2 separate regions of the Homo sapiens genome follow, and region 2 is linked to region 1. Evidence: chromatin contacts called from ENCODE POLR2A ChIA-PET data. All regions are on one chromosome and are shown on one strand. The core of a region is the stretch at or near the end of the contact, and the rest is flanking DNA. Distances in the headings are between cores, read along the strand shown.

The links. ChIA-PET counts read pairs that join two places held with the same protein, here RNA polymerase II (POLR2A).
Region 2: POLR2A ChIA-PET joins it to region 1 with 10 read pairs in AG04450. The contact joins two enhancer-like sites. POLR2A ChIA-PET finds 5 or more read pairs at or near these places in 5 of 52 experiments (AG04450, MCF 10A, WTC11 and 1 more).

The regions. Positions count from the first base shown.
Region 1 is chr21:41,780,946-41,785,624 of GRCh38, reverse strand. No RefSeq gene overlaps it. Among named protein-coding and RNA genes, the nearest start is that of RIPK4, 16 kb to the right of the region's middle. Within about 2 kb of position 2,029, at least 5 of the 41 ENCODE cell types and tissues checked have a DNase peak (open chromatin) inside an H3K27ac peak, as active enhancers do.
Region 2 is chr21:41,992,750-41,996,061 of GRCh38, reverse strand. ZBTB21 (zinc finger and BTB domain containing 21) reads left to right here. Exons shown (of 3, transcript NM_001098402.2): 3 at 1,954-3,312. The coding sequence starts at 1,967. Among named protein-coding and RNA genes, the nearest start is that of ZNF295-AS1, 15 kb to the left of the region's middle. RefSeq lists a silencer at 241-443. Within about 2 kb of position 2,062, at least 3 of the 41 ENCODE cell types and tissues checked have a DNase peak (open chromatin) inside an H3K27ac peak, as active enhancers do.

The sequences.
Region 1 (4,679 bases), core at 780-3,279:
GGCTGGAGTGCAATGGCGCAATCTCGGCTCACTGCAAACTCCACCTTCTGGGTTCAAGCGATTTTCCTGCCTCAGCCTTTCGAGTAGCTGGGACTTGTAGTCTCATGTGCCACCACGCCTGGCTAATTTTTGTGTTTTTTGTAGAGACGGGGTTTCACCATGTTAGCCAGGCTCATCTCAAACTCCTGACCTCAAGTGATCCGCCCACCTCGGGTTCTCAAAGTGCTGGGATTACAGGTGTGAGCCACTGCGCCCAGCCCTAAATGTTAATTTTAAATAATTAGTTAATAATAATGATCCGTTTTGGTTCATCAGCTGTAATGAATGCACCACACCAATACAGATCTGGCGGGGATGCAGGAGCAGAGAGTGTGGGTGAGAATTCTGTGCTTTCTTCTTCTTTTTTTTTTTTTTTTTTTTTTTTGAGGCAGAGTCTCGCTCTGTTGCCCAGGCTGGAGTGCAGTGGTGCGATCTCGGCTCAGTAGGCTTAACTCAGAAATTTGCAGCAAAAAACACAATTACTTTTGCACCAACCTAATACCTAAGATAAATGAAAACATATATCCACAAAAGACTTACACACAATGTTCATAGTAGCTTCAGTTGGCAGAGGCATCCGGCTAGTGGGAATTCTAAGAGGAGAGAAGGGAGACAAAGGCAGAGTGGGACTGTCCAGGAGGCAGGAGGGGAGTCTCCCAGGACAGGAGGCTTTCAGTGCCTACTGCAGATGTAGTGCTGTGGGAATTTCGTTTTTCTTTTCTTTTTTCTCTTGTTTTTTTGTTTGTTTTTGTTTGTGTGTTTTGTTTTTGAGACAGAGTTTCGCTTTTGTTGCCCAGGCGGGAGTGCAATGGCACGATCTCGGCTCACTGCAACCTCCGCCTCCCAGGTTCAAGTGATTCTCCCGCCTCAGCCTCCCGAGTAGCTGGGATTACAGGCGCCCGCCACCAGGTCTGGCTAATTTTTTTGCATTTTTTTTTTTTTTTTTAGTAGAGTTGGGTTTTCACTGTGTTGGCCAGGCTGGTCTCGGACTCCTGACCTCAGGTGATCCACCTGCTTCAGCCTCCGAAAGTGCTGGGATTACAGGCAGGAGCCACCCTGCCCGGCCCCTTTTGTGGTAATTTCTGGACGATCTTCTTGACTCTTTAATGTTTAGTCTTGGCCTTCATGTTTTAATTTCTAAGCGTTCTTTCTGGTTATCTGGTCCTCCTTGTCCCCTACTCACTGTGTTCTAGTTTCATGGGTGACACATCTTCTCTGAAGATTTGAAGCTCTCCCTCTGCCACCAATCTCTGAACTGTCTGTTTCTTTTCTGTTTGTTTCCTACCTCTTGTACTGGAGGTTTCCTCAAATCTCTGCAAGCCTGAAGGTTCTTGGGGTATGGGTAGGGCTTGTGGACCTCTCAGCCTCACTGGTCACTTTCCCAAGGGGCCCCCAAATGCCAGTGTGTAGAACCTGCAGGTCCTCTGCATGAGGGATGGCGTTACATAAGATACATCTGGCTGGCAGTGTTCTGGAAGATAGGGGCAGGACGGGGAGACGTGAGTCATGCTGGAAAGTTCCGCAGGTCTTGGGCTGCCCCTGATGTAGCTGAGTGTGGAGCTTCTCAGGTTCAGTCTCATGTGCATACACACACACACATACTTGTGCATGCACACCTATGACGGTTACTACAGGACTGAACGAAGGGGGATGAACGCAGAAATGAAGACAAAGACAAAAAGATCTGTTTTAAAGAAGGGGTCGGGGGCTCCTTGCTTCTAGTGAGCAAGGGCCCTGAGCCTCTAAAGCCCTTCGTATTTACTAGGCAGAATCAACAGGGAGCAAAAGGTAACGATTGGTCAGCTGCTTGATTTATGACAGGTTCACATAATTGCTTTCTTTATACAACAGGCTTCAGATGTGGCTGTAGATAATCACAAGAAACACTGCGCCTGGGGCGTGACTGCCCTCAGGGTTCCTTCTGGTGGCGGTTTGTCAGTTTGCCAACAACCTGCATTCATGAGAACAGTTTGCTGTTTGCTCATACAGCCTCCAGCGGTGTGCTGAGCTGGTCACGACCCTCGTTCTTTCGGCCTTCAACACACACCCATGAGCGCAGTGCATGCTCACACATGCACACATGTGAACCAGTGCATGTACACACACAGTGTAAAGAAGAGTAAACAGAGGAGGAAAGGCAGTCTAAGGATAACATTTTATTTAAAAAATTAAAATTTTGGCCAGGTGCAGTGGCTCACGCCTGTAATCCCAGCACTTTGGGAGGCCGAGGTGGGCAGATCACCTGAGGTCAGGAGTTCGAGGCCAGCCTGGCCAACATGGTGAAACACCGTCTGTACTAAAAATACAAAACAATTAGCCGGGCGTGGTGGCACATGCCTGTAATCCCAGTTACCAGGGAGGCTGAGGCAGGAGAATTGCTTGAATCCAGGGGGTGGAGGTTGCAATGAGCCAAGATCGCACCACAGCACTGCACTCCAGCCTGGGCAACAGAGTGAGACTCTGTCTCAAAAAAAAAAAAAACAAAAAAAAAAATTTAAAATGTTCACGTACAGTCAGACCTTTGCTCTGGTCCTGCTTCCCACTAGATAGGTCTTAGGCTTGAGCCGCAGTCTTCATGATAAATATTGACTTTTCTTTCAACAAATTAAAAATGAGCATTTAAATAATGCCATACTTTGCTTAAGCTTTAAATTACAAATCAGATGAGCAGTCATAAAGGCATGTTTGAATCTAACGTAAAGGTTACATTACTTAAGGTCCCTTTCATCTGAGTTCCCTGCAGCGCATGAAGACGTCCAGTGACCCCTCTGCTGGGGCAGGTGTGTGTGATTTCACCACACATGTCTCCCAGACCTTGAGATCACAAGTCAGAACATGTGTAGGTTGCTGAAAGCACAGAAACCCTGATTTTTAAAGAACACATTTTACACAGTTGCGTATATAACTTGGACCTGCTACTGTTTCATAACTTTTATTTTTCCCAAATATAGTATGCATCATTATTTGCACGATCATCTCAATTCTTTTCTTGGTTCAGCAATGTGTTTTGTTTTATCATTTTAAAAATAAAAATGGTGGCCAGGCATGGTGGCTCACGCCTGTAATCCCAGCACTTTGTGAGGCCGAGGTGGGCAGATCACCAGGTCAGGAGTTCGAGACCAGCCTGGCCAACATGGTGAAACCCTGTCTCTACTAAAAATACAAAAATTAGCTGGTCGTGGTGGCAGGCGCCTGTAATCCCAGCTATGTGGGAGGCTGAGGCAGGAGAATTGCTTGAACCTGGGAGGCGGAGGTTGCAGTGAGCGGAGATCATGCCATTGCACTCCAGCCTGGGCGACAAGGGCAAGACTCCATCTCAAAAAAAAAAAAAAAAAAAAAAAAGGCATATATTTACATTGTGTAACATGATGTGTTGATAGAGATACTCACAGCAAAGTTACTACGGTCAAGCATATGAACATGTCCACCTCCCCACGGTTGCGTTTTGTGTGTTTGTGTGGTGACAGCACCTGAAATCTCTCTTGGTAAATTTCCGGGGTACAGCACAGAATTGTTAAGTACAGTCCTCAGGCTCTGCACTGGACCTCTAGACTTAGTCGTCCTATGTAACTGCAACTCTGTACCCTTTTAAAATGATATATTGTTAAAAAGTAAATATGTTTTGCTGACTTTTAAAATTGATAGTAAAAATAATTAAATCATGAAAATCTGTCCATTGCTAGTGGATAGAGGTAACTAATAAACTTGGAGGGTGGGAGAAAACAGGGAGGAAATAGGCATTTTTAAAAACTGTAAGTAAACTTTCAATAATATATTTCCCCTTTCATTCTCACAATGGCTGTCTCCCTAAAGGTTCACCCCAAGAAACACAGTGCAGCTCGCTTTGGTAGAAATGACAGTTTCCCATTTATGTAAAATTAGTTGGCATAAAGTGTAGAGGAGGAAGAGAGAGCATTGCTGTTTGGAGGAACAAGTTCCCCAAATATGTATTTACATTATGATAATGAGCCTAATTAATAGAATGCTTGCATTATCCATTTTTATTGATTTTAATTATTATTTCGTGCTGATATTTTCCTTGTCTTTTATGATTTTTTATTTTTTTGAGACAAGGTTTCACTTTGTTGCCCAGGCTGGAGTGCAGTGTTGTGATCATGGCTGACTGCAGCCTCAAACTCCTGGGCTCGAGCAATCCTCCCACCTCAGCCTCCAAAATATCCAGGATCACAAGTGCATGCCACCATGTTCGCTAATTTTGTTTATTTTGGGGGGAGACGGGGTCTCACTCTGTTGCCCAGGTTAGTCTTGAACTCCTGGGCTTGAGTGATCCTCCCACTTTCCAGAGTGCTGGGATTACAGGCATGAGGCACTGTGTCTGGCCAATATTTTTCTTTTAAATTACAGCTTCTTAACTTTTATTTTCTCATGCCAAAAATCTCAGTTCTTTACCATAGAGCTAATGATAGAGTTTCTATATCACATTTCCTTTATGCTTCAACACACACAGGGCAGTCTCAGGATAACATCAACACTCAGCCAATAGTGTGATTGTGGGAAAGGGGTTAAGATGCCTCCCTCCCTCCTTCCCTCCCTCCCTCCCTCCCTCCCTTCCTTCCTTCCTTCCTTCCTTCCTTCCTTTCCTCCCTCTCCTCCCTCCCCTCCTTCCTTCCTTTCTTTCT
Region 2 (3,312 bases), core at 813-3,312, 210 kb before region 1:
CCCCTCATGGAGGGGACACAGCCCTGCAGCAGACTTCTTCCTGGATATACAGGTGTTCTCATACATCCTCTGAAATCTAGGCGGAGGTTCCCAAACCTCAGTTCTTTACTTCTGCACACCTGCAGGCTTAACACCACATGGAAGCCGCCAAGGCTTGGAGCTTGCACCATCTGAAGCCATGGCCCAAGCTGTACCTTGGCCCCTTTCAGCCATGGCTAGAGCACCTGGGACACAGGGCACCAAGTTCCTAGGCTGCACACAGAAAGGGGGCCCTGGGCCTGGCCCACAAAACCATTTTTTCCTCCTAGACCTCTGGGCCTGTGATGGAAGGGGCTGCTGCAAAGGTCTGACATGTCCTGGAGACATTTTCCCCATTGTCTGGGTGACTAACATTCGGCTCCTCCTTACTTAGGCAAATTCCTGCAGCCAGTTTGAATTTCTTCTCAGAAAATGGGATTTTCTTTTCTATCGCACTGTCAGGCAGCAACTTCTCCAAGCTTTTATTCTCTACTTCCCTTATAAAACTTAATGCCTCTAACAGCACCTGAGAACCTCTTGAATGCTTTGCTGCCTAGAAATTCCTTCTGCCAGATACCCTAAATCATCTCTCTCAAGTTGAAAGTTCCATAGATCTCTAGGGCAGGGGCAACATGCCACCAGTCTCTTTGCTAAAACATAACGAGTCACCTTTGCTTCAGTTCCCAACAAGTTCCTCATCTCCATCTGAGACTACCTCAGCCTGGATTTCATTGTCTGTATCATTATTGGCATTATGGTCAAAGCCATTCAGCAAGTCTCTAGGGAGTTCCAAAGTTTCCCACATTTTCCTGTCTTCTTCTGAGTCCTCTAAACTGTTCCAGCCTCTGCCTGTTACCCAGTTCCAAAGTCGCTTCCACATTTTCGGGTATCTTTTCAGCAGTGCCCCACTCTACTGGTATCAATTTACTGTATTAGTCCATTTTCACACTTCTAATAAAGACATACCCAAGACTGGGTAACTTACAAGAAAAAGCGGTTCAGTGGACTCACAGTTCCACGTGGTTGGGGAGGCCTTTTAATCGTGGTGGAAGGCAAGGAGGAGCAAGTCACATCTCACATGGCAGCAGGGAAGAGAGAACTTGTGTAGGGGAACTCCTCTTTATAAAATCATCAGATCTCATGAGGCTTACTATCATGAGAAGAGAACGAGAAAGACCCACCCCCATGATTCAGTTACCTCCCACTGGGTCCCTCCCACGACGTGGGAATTGTGGGAGTTACAATTCAAGAGGAGATTTGGGTGGGGACACCACCAAACCGCATCACCTGGCAAGGTGGCATGTGCTTGTGGTCCCAGCTACTCAGGAGGCTGAGTGGGAGGATTGCTTGAGCCCAGGAGATTGAGGCTGCAGTGAGCCATCATGGTGCCACTGCACTCCAGCCTGGGTGACAGAGAGATACCCTGTCTCAAAATAAAAACAAGGGTCTCACAAGACCTGCTTTGCAACCAATTGTTAACAGTTCACATTATGTTTAAGTATATGTAGTAATAAAGCTGATTTTCTTTCAGAATTATAGACTTCAGGGGTTTGATAATTCGTACTTGTTTTCTGAATTGGTAAGGAATAGTGCCAAGCATCAAATGGATAAGGACCCTAAATAATAAACCTTTATTTTCAAATATTGCTTCCATATCTACCTGCCAAGTTCTGGCAGCCTTTTTGATGATATACAAATGCCTATATTATAGTTCCTGCAATTCTTCTATTTTAATGAGGACCTACTTAAACCACGAGACTTATTTTACATTTTCACCATTATTTAAATAAGATTGTTCATTCATAGAGCTTCTGTTAGCCTACGGTCTGCTAAATATTGGTACCTATGCAAAGACAGCTGATGTTCCCTGCTCTTGAGGAGCCAGGGGAACTTTTCACTGCAATATCTGTAGTAATTTTACATTTTGTCTTTTAGATAAACTCAAGCCATGGAGGGATTACTGCATTACATCAACCCTGCACACGCCATTTCTCTCCTAAGTGCCCTGAATGAGGAGCGTCTCAAAGGACAGCTGTGTGATGTGCTGCTGATTGTTGGAGACCAAAAGTTCCGAGCTCATAAAAACGTCTTGGCTGCCAGCAGCGAATACTTTCAGAGTTTATTCACAAATAAGGAAAATGAGTCACAAACTGTATTTCAGCTTGACTTCTGTGAGCCAGATGCTTTTGATAATGTTTTAAACTACATTTATTCTTCCTCTCTATTTGTTGAGAAGAGCAGCCTTGCTGCTGTGCAAGAACTTGGCTATAGTCTTGGGATTTCCTTTCTGACTAACATCGTTTCTAAAACACCTCAAGCCCCCTTTCCAACGTGTCCTAATAGAAAAAAAGTGTTTGTAGAAGATGATGAAAACAGTTCTCAAAAGAGAAGTGTCATTGTTTGTCAAAGTAGAAACGAAGCGCAAGGAAAAACTGTTAGTCAAAATCAACCCGATGTAAGCCATACTTCCCGGCCCTCTCCTAGCATTGCAGTCAAGGCCAATACCAATAAGCCACATGTCCCAAAACCAATAGAACCACTTCATAATTTGTCATTAACTGAAAAGAGTTGGCCGAAAGATAGTTCTGTGGTATATGCAAAGTCTCTTGAGCATTCTGGATCTTTGGATGATCCTAATAGAATCAGTTTGGTGAAAAGAAATGCAGTGTTGCCTTCAAAGCCTCTGCAAGACAGAGAAGCTATGGATGATAAACCAGGTGTGAGTGGTCAGCTTCCAAAAGGAAAAGCTCTAGAGCTGGCTTTGAAGAGACCACGGCCACCTGTTTTGTCTGTTTGTAGCTCATCAGAGACTCCCTATCTATTAAAAGAAACTAACAAAGGAAATGGTCAAGGTGAAGATAGAAACTTGTTGTACTATTCAAAGTTAGGCTTAGTGATCCCATCCAGTGGATCTGGTTCTGGAAACCAAAGCATTGACAGGAGTGGCCCACTTGTTAAGAGTCTCCTCAGACGGTCATTGTCGATGGATAGCCAGGTTCCTGTCTATTCACCTTCCATAGATTTGAAATCTTCCCAGGGATCATCTTCGGTGTCCAGTGATGCACCAGGGAATGTGTTGTGTGCTTTATCTCAGAAGTCATCTTTAAAAGATTGTAGTGAAAAAACAGCCCTAGATGACAGGCCTCAAGTGCTACAACCGCATCGCCTCAGGTCCTTTAGTGCTTCTCAGTCAACAGACAGGGAGGGAGCTTCCCCTGTGACTGAGGTGCGCATAAAGACTGAGCCCAGCAGCCCGCTGTCGGACCCCTCGGACATCATCCGCGTCACTGTGGG